Linked DNA regions of Homo sapiens: region 1 is linked to region 2. The links are chromatin contacts, found by Hi-C or POLR2A ChIA-PET in ENCODE. All regions are on one chromosome and are shown on one strand. The core of a region is the stretch at or near the end of the contact, and the rest is flanking DNA. Distances in the headings are between cores, read along the strand shown.

Region 1 (7,479 bases), core at 4,643-7,142, 330 kb after region 2:
GCCTACTTGAAGGTGGAAGGAGGGAAGAGGGTGAGGATGGAAAAACCACCTGTCGGGTACTATGCTTATTACCTGGGTGATGAAATAATTTGGACACCAAACCCCCGTGACACTCAATTTACCTATGTAACAAACCTGCACATGTACCCCTGAACCTAAAATAAAAGTTTAAAAAATTAAAAATTTTAAAAAGAATTCATTAAAATGTTTCGTATGCTACTAAACTGCAATAGGGTGTGTGAGCCAATATATACTCCTACCAATAGTATCTTTTAGAGAACTTTTACATTGTAGATACTGGACCAGAAAAGTTAATGTTTGCAAACTTAAACAATTGCTAAATGCTTTCTGAAAGTGAAAATTGTTAAAATTTGCCAAAGTGTTCCAGTTTTATGTTATGTTTGTATGTTTTTTAAAATGTTATCCTTAAAGTAGCATGCTTCCTAGATTGAAGGTAGTATGAATTTGAAAAATAAATAGTAATTTTCGTTTATTACTTTTATACACAATTCTGTAAAGAGAAAAAGAACACTTTCATTTTATCAAATACTTGGTTCGTTGAAATAATGTAATTTAAGAATGCATTTTGTCTTTGTAAGCACCAGATCAGGGAGGAAGTCTTTGTTTTAAAAGAAGCCCTGTTCCCTCCTCTTGTATGCTAGAAGCAGTAATTGGATTTGGAGGAATTGGATGAGATGGAAAGAATACTTTTTTATACTTTATATTAAAACCTATTTCTGGTTTGTAAAATCAATTTAAGAGGGTCATGACCAGCTTTTAAGAAAAAATGAAATAGAACTAAAAATCAGAGTACATAGAGAGTAAGGGTAAATACTGTTTGGCGAAACTTTTTTTTTTAAAATGTATGTTGGGTCATCATGTAAAATGTATTTCTTCTGTGAGTCATAGGGGAAAAATGTGTGAAAAATTCTGCTTTATATGACGGGCCAATTCTCAAGTTGTTTCTAACCAGATGTATTGGGTACCCTGCAAATAAATGTTATATATTTTTTTCTTTTATCCTTTAGCCTTTCTACCTCTCAGGAAAAAGTAAAACTTTAAACCAAGCAAAACCATCATTAAAAAAGGTCAACCAGCTAGGAATTTGTTCTCCATGGAATTCCTTCCATAGTTTTTGTGCAGTTATTAGTATCGGTAGACCCATTTGTGGCATTACCTGTGTACACTCCACACGCATACACTCTTGAGCACTATTTTGGAATGTGTTTATATTTGATTTTTCAGATATATGAAGTTTGTTTTATAATAATTCCCTGAAAAATATCATGTGTGCTATTATCTGTGGATCATTTATGACTGTCTTTAAGTTTGGTTAATTGTTTTGTTTCCTTCTGTCACTTCATTGCCTCCAGGTCATCTTTTTCTCTTAATTGATGGGTGGTAAGAAAACAAATTAAAGTAAAATTAATAGCACCTGGCAAAGACTTAATTTGTGAGGTAAATCTGCTGTTACTTAGGTCATATTTTAAGGCCAAATTTGTGAGTTGTAGATTATGTAGGACATCGTTGCTTACTTTCTTAGTGGCTCAGATAATTGAACTCTAACTGCACTTGGTTGCAGTTTTATAACCTTTAGTAAATGCTTCTTTCTGTAAGAGGTGAGTTGCTCTCATGGTGGGTGTTTGTGATGTAGAAAGCAGCACTGTCAGAGGAATGGCAGCTGCCACAGTTACGTTTTTAGGTTACAGACTAGAGTGGTATTTTTTCATTTTGAAAGTCCACACAGTAGTTTGTTACTTTGTTTTTCTGGGGATTTTTTTTCTCAGTATACACTAGTCACTTGAGGTTTAACTTAGTCTTGACCAAAATGCTAATTTAAAACTTTACAGCAAGAAACTTACTTTAAAGCATGTCTGCTGTTCATGTCAGCTGATTGCAAAATCTTCTGTGGGAAAATTTTCATGAAGTATTAAAGTCCTGGGGAGCAGAGAACAAGAAAAAGAAATTAGTTGGACTATCCAGAGTGTAGCATTATGCTCTGGCGACACTCACTGACACCTCTGCTTATGCTGAGGAATTGTCTCAAATCAAAGCAAATATTCATGATAGCAGGTCTAAAAACTCACTACAAATTTTTGTCATTTAGCTAGGGTTTTTTGCAGCTTGCATATAATGTACTGCCCCTCTTAACATACTTTCTCTTTAGACATGTTGCAGCACAAATGATTGGGTTGTTTGTCCCACATTCATCACATTTCAGGCCACATTTCAAATCCCACTTATTTACCTTGATTACATTTGGATATTTCATAACTTATTTGGTGAAGCACTAAGAGACCAGAGGTGTGGTTATAGAAATCTAATTGGAGTGTGCGTGAGTTGGAGCACAATTCAAGAGTGGTTAGTAGAATAAATGCCCCAGCAAGAATGATGATAATATATTTAGTTCCTGCTGTGAGCCAGGCTCTGAGGATGCAATGGTAAACAACAGAGGTCTATGCCTACACAACATTTACAGTCATTTGAGCTCAAATAAAGTAACTCTTGAAAGAGCAGTTTCGGTAGAGCGGTAGCATGGAAGCCAGATTGTGTTGAGTTGAGGAGTGAGTGGGAAGTTAGGAAGTCGAGAGAGTGAATAGGCACATCTCTTTCAAGAAGCTTGGTGGTGAGGAGGAGAAGAGCTAGGGCGCACAGAAGAGAGGATTCTGTTTTGTTTTGTTTTGTTCTGATTTGTTTTGAGTATGGAAGAGGCTGAACGTTTATAGGAAAGGATCAATAGTGATGGAAAATTTTTAAAAGCCCCTGAGCAAGCAGTTGAGAAGAAAAACAGAAGGTCCAGGGATTATCTGTAGACAAGATTGTGGATGTAAGCAAGATTTTAGTGAAGGGACATGAAATCAAAGCAGTTTCTGCCTTTCAGATTCTATTTTCATTGCAGAGTTTCAGGGATATGAGAGTAGAGAATTAGAGTGACTAATTTATTCTGCATCTATATAATAGAAGCTGAGAGTTCTAGGGCAAAAAAAATGTTTTCCAAGGGCTAATCCATCCATCCTCGTGGATGCTTCCATTTTGTTGCCCTTGTTATCAATAGTTATCCAATGTTATGTATTCAATTTTATGTTGAAGTACCTTTTGGGAAAAATAGCTAGTAAACTCTCAAATATGGTCAGCTGATATGATGAGTTAAAGGTACAACAATCTCTAATATTTTTATCTTGTTTAATTATTACATGAAACTATCCAAATGCAAATAAAATATGTTATTATGAATTTGTGTAGAAGGTTAAAATGTTCGGTAGAAGAAAAAATTTTTCATGGGAATTTTTGAAAACCAACTTCTCTCAAATAACTCATTGCTGTTTAACAAGGTAAGTAGCACTTGAAAAGTGAACGTGTGTTGCAGCTCATGTAACTGACATTATATATATATTTTTACTTTTATGTGTCAATTGTATTGACATCAAAACTAGAAAGACAAAATTTTTTGTTGTCACTATTGACAGTGTGGCTTTTTTAGGGTGATCAACTTCAGTATAAAGGTATTTTGCTGCTCATTTTCATTGTTTGCTCATATTTTGTACTATATACACTAATACTGAAACAAGATATTTGCTGCTTGGCATTTTTGTTGGTTATACTGTACTTTCTTGTCTTGTAAAAATCTTTCCCCTTCCAAGTTACTTGGAGGTTTCAGAAACCTTTTTCTGAACCACTCAGAAGCCTTTTTGTAAGAATTTTTATAATTGTAATATTTGCCGTCAATCACGTCTAATATTTTAAGACACTTATAAAATGTTTGATTAACTTGTGATTAATTCACCACTTACTAGTTATGCTACCTTGTAGGATTACTTAACCTCTTTGAGCTTTTATTTCTTCATCTTTAAAATGAAGCATTTCCACCTCATATGATAGTATGAGGAGATAATTGAGATAACTCACGAGTTCTCTTCACATAATATTGGCCCATAGTAAGCACTCAATAAGTATTAATAATGACATTGGTGTAAACATGGAGTGAAAACACGTGGAAGATACTATTTATTTAACAAATGTCATCTTAAATAACATATTATGCAGTTGGTGACTCAGTGACATACAGTTGGTGTCTGATATCTTGGGTTTTTGTTTTTAGGCTGGCAAGTTAATTAGAGGCTCTGCCTGTATTAATTTCTGTTGTGCTAATATGCTAAGAACAAAAGAAAAAACACCCAAAAAGAAAAAACAATTATTTCTGTAGATTTTAAAATTTAGAGCTGTGAAAACAACTGTGATATCATAGCACTCTAAATATATTGAAAACCAAAAAGTTAACTAAAACCCAAATCTTCATGTGGTTCAGAAGAAGGGCTCTTTTCTACTTCTTTATGACTCAAGCAGAAATGTAGGCTGGGCAAATTCATTGACAGTACATTTTGATATGACCTTAAAATTTCCATAAGGATATTATAAAGATTTGGAAGAATTTGAACTACTGTACACCAGGCAACACTTGTAATGTAAATTGATGTTGTTAATGCTTACGTGACATTTTCATTCATTTTTCTAAAGAAAATACGGTTTTTCTTTTTTGTTTTTTCCTTCACTCACCCAAGTGACTAATTATAAACCTCAGACATATTGTGGTAAAAAGATGGTGATTATTTTTTGTCATCCATTAAATATACTTTGCTAATGTCATTGATACTATTGAAGTCATTAGCATATTTCAGATACAGTTGTTTTTCTTCTCCCTTTTATCACCATCCTTCTTTCTACAATATCTTTTCCTTCACCCTCCATCCTGGTCCCTATAAAAATAAGTTTAGAGTGAAGCTGGGTTGTATAATCTAGGTCAGTTTATCTGTCCTTGAAAGATGATGTACACATTGATACAGCTGGGCTGGTACCCTGTAAAGGATGGGAGTTTCTCCCAGTTGAGCAGTGTGTGCTGTATGTTTTTAACTTGTCTGGAAAGAACTCTCGATGTTTGATTCTGGAAAGATTGCTAGAGGGCCTCTTACTTAGAGACACTCCACCCCCCTCAAATGTGAGCCCATGGACCTTTAGGGTGCATGATACTGTGTGTGGATGTTGGGGGTAGGAGGGTACCAGGGATTAACTATTCCTTAGAGGAATACGTAGGGAATACCCTATATATTTCCCACATGTGATGAATCTTTTCCATCCCAACCAAGCACCTTCTAAATTCTTGTGGTTGTTCATCTAACCAAATAGGAGCTACAGGCAGTTTACTTCAAGATACCAGTGAGAACTTCCGGGTTGCATTTTTCTATTTCACTTCAAAACTTCCATCTTTTAACAGACTGGTCACTGGACCCTTGAGCTTGTTTAGAGGTTATGATCTCAGTCCTTCAACCTTGGGCTTCAGATTTAGTTTGTTATCAGCATCCCCCCGCCCCCATGCCCCCAAGCCTATGAAATTATATAGTTATATAAGTCAAGTTTTATATTTTCTAGGGATTGGTTAGAAAAACTGGCAATAAAGTCAACTTCATGTATCTTTAGTGTGGTTATGCATATTTTTCTTAAGTGACTTATTCTTTCAGTGACCTTTTAAAATATAGAGTCATATGAATGTTTGTGCCAACTAAGCAAACATTGACTTAGGTTTTGTTACAGATAGGTTATTATTTTAGCCACAGAGTTGGTGAAAGTTAAAATATAATGGTAGTTGATCATTTACTTAGTGCACAGAATGTGCCAGGTACTGAAGGTCTGGTATAGTTTTAGTACATATTATCAAACAGTTTTCCGAATATCTGTACCAGTTTATACTTCCACCAGTAAAGTGTGGGAATCACAGTTTCTCCACATCCTTACCAAAAGTGGCTGTGGAGAGAATAATTTTAATTTTAGTCATTCTGGTAGATGTATAGTGGTATTTTATTGTTGTTTTAATGTACATTTTTCCCTGATGACTTTTTATATGCTGTTGGCTATTTGGATATCCTGTCTTGTGAAATACCTGTTCAAATATTTTGGCCATTTTTCTGTTGGATTGTTCCACATTGACTTGTAGGAATTCTTTCCATATTCTGGATATGAGTTCTTTGACAGTTACATGTTTTGCACATATCTTCTCCCAGGCAATGGCTTTCTTGGTTTTTCACTCTATGGTATTCTTTTGATGAAGAGAAGTTTTAAATTTTAATGCAGTCCAATATATCAATCTTTTCTGTAATCAGTGTTTCTGTTTCTTGTTTAAAACATTTATGCCTTTCCTAAGGTCATACAAATAATCTCTTCTGTTATCTTCTGGAAGGCTGATTGCTTCACCTTTCACATGTAGGCCCATGAACTATCTGGAGCTTATTTCTGTATAAGATGTTAGAATCAGATATTTTTTTTCCTGCCTGTGTGGTTATCCAGTTAATCCAGCATCATTTGTTGAAGAGTCTATCCTTTCCCCACCACACTGCAGTGGCATCTTTATCACAAGACCATGTGACTTTAAAGCAAGTCTTGATATCAGGTAGTTTAAGTCCTCCAACTTTGTTTTTCTTGAGAAACTATTTTTAAATGGCCAAATAGTCTCAGACAGTTGTTGGCCCCATTCCTTCCTTCTGCCTTCTCAAGCCCATCTTGCCTTTTGACCCCAGAGCTTACAACTTACAGACTCATCATCTCTTCTTTTCCATGACCATTTCAGACTAGAGGTTAGAATTCCATAAGCAAGTGCAGCTTCTCTTTTGGTGGAAGATTAATACAGAATCACCTTCACCTGTTGTATGCCCTGCCATCCTGGCTACTAATCTGGCTTGGGGCTTAGGTTCCATTGCTGACTGCTATTGGGCTTCTAAACTGTTTCCCTGACCCCTTTATATTGGACCTTCTATGCCAGAATTCCCAAACCCAAAACCCTCTGATTTTCCTGGTTCGTAGCCCTGAAAGTCGGCTTCAGTTTGCACTTCTATTAATTATTTTTATTCACCTATATTGTCCCCTAATCTCCTGATAAGGATGTGATTTCTCATAGATAAATCTCCAAAGTACAGGAAGCCCACCCAAATTCTCTATCTCTATGCTCTGACTACTAGGATATCCTGTTTGCTACCCAATTATGAGACCCTCCTGTCAACTGTTTTTGTATACAGTGGCTTGCAAGACAATAGCGGCATTATTTATTTGCTCCCCTCTAACAGGTCTTAGAATAAGTAGACATAAAAATGGCAAGTTACACACATGCATGCACACACACACATGCTTGCTTGTTTGTACAGGTTATAAAGAAATTAGATGACTATTTGGGACTCCTTGTGGTGTGGATGGAGAAAGTAGTCCATTACGAAGGATGAAGAAACATTTGTTCTGTTTGTTGTGTGCCAGACACAGTACTAAAGTAGCTTATCTATCCTTTTTTTCCCCTGTTGAGCAGGAACAGCTATTTAAAGCCCATATTTTATGTGTTAAAGTGGATTATAGAAATGAAACTTTATTTGTAAATTCATTATACAAGTAATACTTCAATTAACATGAAACTTCTTTTAAGTAGAGTTGGCCTAGACACAGGAA
Region 2 (7,330 bases), core at 595-3,094:
ATAAGCATATGACTTTGCAAATTTACATATTAAAAGCACCCATGACAGTTTATTCACTTCAACTGTTGTTTTTGAAGAACTCAATAAGTGCCTTTTCTTTTCAACCCTTCTTTTTTTTTTTTTTTTTTTTTTTGATAAGCCTCCTTTTAAATACTCAAACCATCTGGGTATTTGTACTCTGAAGGCATCAGAAAGGCATGTAGCTAAAGCATAGAACTGATCAGGTTTCATGGTCAAAACGACACCTCAACATTTATTCTGTATCTTTGAAGGACAATACCCATAGCTCCCATCTGGAGAGTACTCACAGTGTTCATAGCACTGGGTAGAGGGCTTGAATTCCTATCACCTGTGTTTTCAGCTGAAAACAAGTGGGATTCTGACTCACAAGTTGGCTTGTGGGTAAAACCATTGACTACAGTTGGTCCGGGTCTGATGACCACTGTAGCTGTTACAAGTTTGTACTAATGCTTCTCTTTTTGAGACATTTCAAGTACTTTTCTCAGTATTATGAGGTAGATTACATGTACGAATGACTCAACATTTCTGAGGCTGCTTAAGAGTGTTTTCTGGTAAGCCTAGCCACTACATCATAGGTGCATGGTAAATGACAACATGGTTTGTATAGAGGTTAAAAAGGGCCATTCATCTCACTGCCCTCATTGGAAGGCCTAAAATAGTCCAAGATATTTTATTCTGTGGTTTTCACCTATGCCCTTTTCCCTTGTCCCAGGAAGACTTAAGTGGATTTGCTGTAATAACTGTGTTATGCTATGATAGATAGAATCTGTGTTATGATTAAATAGTTGACGTCTGTTTATAAAAAGTAACTTTTACAATTTATAATGGAGGTTATATTACTTAAAGTAGTTTTATTTGAAGAAATAAAAATTCATCACTCAATTTCAATACTAGGGCTTGAGATTACTGTTGTATTTTTAAATTCAAACCATTAGATGAATATAATTATAGGAATATGATAACATTGTAGGAATTTGGGGAAGTTTTAAAAATTACCCATAATTTCATCTAACCATTATGATCATTTGTACATATTTCCTGTCAGTCATTTCCTAAATGCATGCTGCTTATTCCTATAACTGAAACTAATACCAGTATCACTGGATGGTAAGTTCTTTGAGAATGGGGCCCCTTTCTGATGATTCTGTGTATACCCGTAGTTTAACACAGAGCCCAGTAGAGGCAGATGCTAGAAAAATTATTGCAAAAGAATGGATTAATAAGCAGATCTGCTGAGGATCTAAAACTTAATTAAGTACAACCAATGCTGGATTGATTATTTTGTTGATTCACAAGAAGAGGCCAAAGTCCCAACCCTCAGCAAAGATCAGCCATTCTATGACCTCCTCTTCTGCTCAGATCTCTAGGGGCAGCACGGGAGAGGAAGGGGACAGTCAAATGGTGATGTGTTACTCTCCTGCTTTGCTCGAAAACGATAGCAGTAATTTCTCTTACTTCTCCATTCCTTGTCTGCAGATCACCTGGCCCTAGAATGGCCTTATATCTCTGAGATACAGACTGACGCTAATAAATGAGTTGCTGATCCTAAAATAAAAGTGGAAATCAGGTTTGGAGTTTGATGTAAAAGCTGGAGAGGCACAGGTTTGTTGCTCATTTAGATTACAAATGTCATCGAAAATAGAAACCAAAAAGGTTAGGTAATTTCTAAATTAATCACTCTTAGAATAATTACCATGTCACAGCATCTGTGTGCTTTGGTAGAATTTGAATAACACTTTTTTGCTCAGAATAATGTTCTATTCTTGTCACCAAATAATACTTGACGTCTGTGCTCTTGTACTCCCGAACTGCAGGAAGGGTGTTGCCCTGAACAGCTGACACACCCTCAGCAATGAAGCTTAGTTTTGCTGGAACTTTTCAGGTACTAAAAAAAATCCCTTTCTCTACTCCCCATTCATTCACAGGCATGAGACTGGAGCTTTATTATTTTTTCTAAATCTAAATTGACTGAGTCAGGCTTGTAGTAGTCACCACTAAGAACAGACCACAGTAGCATGGAGAATATTACTTGAATCTTCTTTCCATCGGAAACTGGCTGTGAAAAGAGTAGGCCCATTAATCATAATTTGAAAAAGCAAGTTACAAAGGCTTGCTTTGTAACTTGTAAAGCCTCCTTTGATGAAGGCTTTACAAGCTGTCATTGCAGTAAGCAGAACTGAAACACTTTTTTTTTTCGTTGAGCAAACACACCTGGTCATTTTGGACATTTCCATTTTGATAGCTTAATGGGTGGGAGAAGATTCCTGGGCTTAAAAAATAACTTTTCAGCATTTCATGTTTCTAAGACTGAGACTGAATTAAAGGAATGTTAATCTGTCTCCTTTTATACCACAAACCTACAGAATTTACACAGAGTTTTGTCAAAAGTGACATGAACTGGTTGTCACTGTCTGGCAGATAGCTCCTCACTATGACACAAAATTGCCTTTATTTGAAGGCCACACATGACATAAGTAAACAATGGCAGTGTTTTGTATATTTTTTCTGTTACTTTAATGTATTTCAATTTCAATTATGTGGGTATAAAACATGAGTTGTATTTTTAAACTCTGTTACTTGATGATGACTACTCTTTTTCTTTCTGTATTAAAAAGAAACTCTTTTAACTGTGGTCACCATTCAGTGCAATGTATTGTATATTTCAAAATTGCTAAAAGAATAGCTTTCTAACATCCTCACCACAAAAAAATTGGTAAGTTGATGAGGTGATGGATATGTTAATTAGCTTGATTGACTCTTTCTACAATGTATTCATAGATCAAACAATCACATTGTACCCCATAAATATACACAATTTTTGTCAATTAAAAATAAATAAGAAACTATTCTAGCTTAAGAGCCTTATGTATTCTAAAAATGAACAATCAAAATGCAGAGACTGCTATTGGTCCCCTAATATGTGTTCTTTTCTTCCATAGTGATAGAACCCCTGATTTTTTTCTTTTTTTTTGTCGAGACGGAGTCTCGCTCTGTCGCCCAGGCTGGAGTGCAGTGGCGCTATCTCGGTTCACTGCAAGCTCCGCCTCCTGGGTTCACGCCATTCTCCTGCCTCAGCCTCCTGAGTAGCTGGGACTACAGGTGCCCGCCACCAGGCCCAGCTAATTTTTTGTATTTTTAGTAGGGATGGGGTTTCACCATGTTAGCCAGGATGGTCTCGATCTCCTGACCTCGTGATCTGCCCGCCTCGGCCTCCCAAAGTGCTGGGATTACAGGCGTGAGCCACTGTGCCCGGCCGAACCCCTGAGTTTTAAGCTAGGCATGTAGCTGTTCAGAAAAAAAAAAAGCAGCTGTTTTCCAATTTCCCTTGCAAAGTACTAATGGAAGTATATGGCAACTTCTCTGTCCTGTTGCCTCCAATATGGACATGCAAGCAGGAGCTCTGGCTGCCATCTTGGACCATGAAGACAAGGGTAACAGTGCAGATGAGTGGACAGAAATGTAATAAGCTTGTCTACCTCTGCAGCTTTGTATGAAAGATAAACTGTCTTGTTTAAATGACTGTTCTTTTGTGTCTATGTTTCTCAAAATGAAAAATAATCTTAATGTATACAATCACGAATAATGGAAAAGATAGATTTTATCTGACATGAAGAAACCAACATACTGTAGCAGACACCTATTGGCTTATCTGCCAACACTCTTTTTCAGAATTAACTGACTCTGTACTAGTGTCTAGGTGGTTATAGTGGGAGTTTCCAAACTCAAGAACATGACCCCATTTTTGGTTAAAGGATAATCTTGACCCTGGCTGGGCCAGTCAAAATCTTTCCCCAGGTACTTGAAAATAAGACGGAGAAAAAGAGAGCTTAGTTTTTTTGAGCCGTAAGACTGTAATAGTAAATATCTGAGCTATTGGTAGCTGTATTTGCCACCATGTTGGGAGAAGTAGCAGAAACCAGGTTGTGATATAAAAAAAAAAAATGAATCAGAGTCGAAGAGAGAAGCAAAGATTTAGAGACAGAAGAGAGAAACCATTCCTAGGTTCCTCCATAGTCCTCCAGTGCCTGGTTGTGTGGGAACTGTTGCTCACTTAACTTAACAATCACTCTTCATTTCTTTTTTGAGGCAGAGTCTCGCTCTGTCACCCAGGCTGGAATGCAATGGCATGCTCTCGGCTCACTGCAACCTCTGCCTCCCAGGTTCAAGCCACTCTCCTTCCTCAGCCTCCCAAGTAGCTGAGATTACAAATGTGCACCACCATACCCAGCTAATTTTTGTATTTTTAGTAGAGACGGGGTTTCACCATGTTGGCCAGGCTGATCTCAAACTCCTGGTCTCAAGTGATCTGCCTGTCTCAGCCTCCCAAAGTGCTGGGATTCCAGGTGTGAGCCACCATGCCCGGCCCACTCTTCATTTCTTAATGTTGATGTTTTTCTGGATCCATCCATCCTTAGAGAGGGTTGCAGACTGGTCCAAGACACTATGTGCATGGCAATGCCCTGGCAACTGTATTGATCCAGTGATGGACATGTGACCTAAATTGGCCCAATCATCTGATTGAAGATTTGTATTCCATTCCTAGGGGAGAAATTAGTCTTATGCTGGACGTGAACAAGGAAGTGCATAGTTCTGATTGCCATTGTCAGCTTTCTTGCCATCATGAACGTGACCATGCTTGTTTGAGGGCAACACTGAAGATGGCAGCAAGAATTCTAAAAAGCCTGGACCTCTGATGGCAGTTTTGAGTCCACCTTGGCACTCAAGCCAATATATTAGATAGTAAATGACCCATTATAGAAGCCAGGGGTCGCCAAACTTTATCTGTAAGGGCCAGAGAGTAAATATTTTAAGATTGCTGGCCGTAAGGTCTTTGTCACAACTAGTCAAGTCCTCTGTTTTGCTCTAAAGCAGTACTAGACAATACATATATGAATGGATGTGAATGTGTCCCAGTAAAACAAGTAGCTAATCTACAGGCTATCATTTGCCAACCCGTGTTATAAGCCAGTTTAAGTCTGAGTTTTCATGACTTGTTGCCAAAACTAGCAGATACGATACACTGGTTCTTGCTCATTTTCGGGGTCCGGCTGCATCTAGCTCTTAGAGTATATGAGGAACTCCAGTGTTCACGGCTGCTGGGCAAGATATTTAACAAAGAGTAGAGCATAAACACCAACCAACCATAAACATGTAGGATAACCATGCTGGGGTGAATCAGCTAAATATCACTCTGCTGTTATCCCTCCAACAAGTCCTCTTTGTTAGTTAAACTAGTCAGAGTTTATTTCTGTTATTTTTAAACAAAGGCATCCTTCCCTGTTCTTTTTAGATTTTCTTTTTGGGTACTACTTTAATCATTTCACTTATTTTTTTGGTTAAAATGCTGATCAGTTTTATATCTTTCTTCTTTTGGGTTCTCCATTTCTTTAGTTCAGTAATTTCAAGGCCAGGATGGCATTACTGATTCTTTTTAAAAACGGGTATCTGGGCCAGGTGTGGTGGCTCACACCTATGATCCCAGAACTCTGGGAGGCTGAGGTGGAAAGATGACTTAAGGCCAGGAGTTTGAGACCAGCCTGAACAACACAGTGAAACCCCATCTCTACAAAAAAAAAATTTTTTTTAATTACCTAGGCATGATGGTACACACCTGTAGTCCCAGCTTTTCAGGAGGCTGACACACGAGGATCACTTGAGCACAGGAGTTGGAGGCTACAGTGAGCCATGATTGTGTCACTGCACTCCAGCCTGGGCAACAGAGTGAGACCCTGTCTCAACAACAACAATAACAAAATGGGTATGTGAAAACTTTTCCCGATAATGAATCTCTGCAGACCTTATGATCAAAAACACAAGCTACCACTTGACAGGATGAGGTGTGAGCATAACATACCAGAAAGATTTTAGCATACATGCCACAGTTCAGAAATCCAATGTGTTTTGTGAAATGAAGTCACAACTGGGACTCATATCCCAGTAATGCTGCCATTTCTCAAAATATCTTTAGAATTCCTCCAATCTCCTCACTTTATTTTAACATCTGATATTGATAAAGATATATCACATCGTCATCAGGCTTGGCTCTGGATAGAGTCCTACCATTTCAAAAAAAAAAAAAATAGATCTCTCTTTTTTTTTTTTTTTTGAGACGGAGTTTCATTCTTGTTGCCCAGGCTGCAGTGCAATGGTGCGATCTCGGCTCACTGCAACCTTCGCCTCCTGAGTTCAAGCGAGTCTCCTGCCTCAGCCTCCTGAGTAGCTGGGATTACAGGCATGTGCCACCACACCCAGCTAATTTTGTATTTTTAGTAGAGATGGGTTTCTCCATGTTTGTCAGGCTGGTCTCGAACTCCCTACCTCAGGTGATCCACCCACCTCGGCCTCCCAAAGTGCTAGAATTATAGGCGTGAGCCACCGCACCCAGCCTAAAAAATAGATCTATCTTAATATTTATAAATCATTGAATATTTTCCCTTCCTTCCTTTCTCACATAATTCATAGGCACCTAGCTATGCCAGTCACCCTTCAAGATGCTGGCAAGATAAAGTCCTTATCATCAATGTGTTCATATTTTAATACGGGAGAAAATAACAAAATAAGTTATAATATAACCTAAATTTGTCCAGGCTTCACCAGTCTATGAGTGCAAATATGGTCCTCATAAGAAAAATAACCCAGATTTCACAGGCTTTGGCCCACTTACGTATATAGGAACTTAGCTTCCTGCCAGCCTTTTCACAGAGACTCCCACACTGACCCCTGAGGCTTCTCTAGTTCAGCTCTCCCCTGTTCATAGCTGCTGCTTTCAAGCCTCAAGGATTCCAGGTATCTGGTACTTCTTCCTCATCTTTTTTTTTTTTTTTACTTTTAAAACTTTTATTAAATGATGGAAGAAAAAATACTACTTATTATACTAGTTTAAAGCTTTTCAAAAAATTCTAGAAAACATTTTACAGGGGAGAAATCGCTGCAGTAGGCAGCCTGACTGGCAGCCAGTGTCTCTCGAATAGCTTATCGTAGAGAATGCTTACTGTTTTCTAAACTGATCTGCTGTAAAAAGGAAGAGGCTAGTTTAACCCAGTGAGCAAATGTGGAGCCAAAAGACAGGAAGAAAATAGGGACAGCAGAGTAACAGACATTTTCTACTGAAGCTCAGCAAGCTGCCCCCTCTTTTGGAGTGAGGGGTTAAAAGAACATAAATACTCTGCTACAGATAGTGGTCCCTGGTCATCACACAGCAGCAACACACCCCATGAGGGCAGAAGTTTTGTCCATTTTCTTCATGTCTTCATCAGACCTAGAAGAGTGCCCGACACTTACTAGCTGCTCAATACATATGTGAACGTTG

What was found. Hi-C counts contacts between places; a loop is a spot of excess contacts on that map. ChIA-PET counts read pairs that join two places held with the same protein, here RNA polymerase II (POLR2A). Pooled maps may share reads with other maps.
Region 1: a pooled map shows a loop between it and region 2 (4-fold over the local background). The contact joins two enhancer-like sites. A Hi-C loop is called at or near these places in 3 of 37 single-sample maps with no recorded cell type and 4 of 50 pooled maps. POLR2A ChIA-PET finds 5 or more read pairs at or near these places in 1 of 52 experiments (activated T-cell).

The regions. Positions count from the first base shown.
Region 1 is chr2:64,537,264-64,544,742 of GRCh38, forward strand. The region is part of intron 1 of AFTPH (aftiphilin); the gene reads left to right. LOC105374773 (a long non-coding RNA gene) reads right to left here. Exons shown (of 7, transcript XR_007086343.1): 7 at 1,478-1,938. Among named protein-coding and RNA genes, the nearest start is that of MIR4434, 15 kb to the left of the region's middle. Within about 2 kb of position 5,893, at least 2 of the 41 ENCODE cell types and tissues checked have a DNase peak (open chromatin) inside an H3K27ac peak, as active enhancers do.
Region 2 is chr2:64,212,632-64,219,961 of GRCh38, forward strand. No RefSeq gene overlaps it. Among named protein-coding and RNA genes, the nearest start is that of LINC00309, 11 kb to the left of the region's middle. Within about 2 kb of position 1,845, at least 15 of the 41 ENCODE cell types and tissues checked have a DNase peak (open chromatin) inside an H3K27ac peak, as active enhancers do.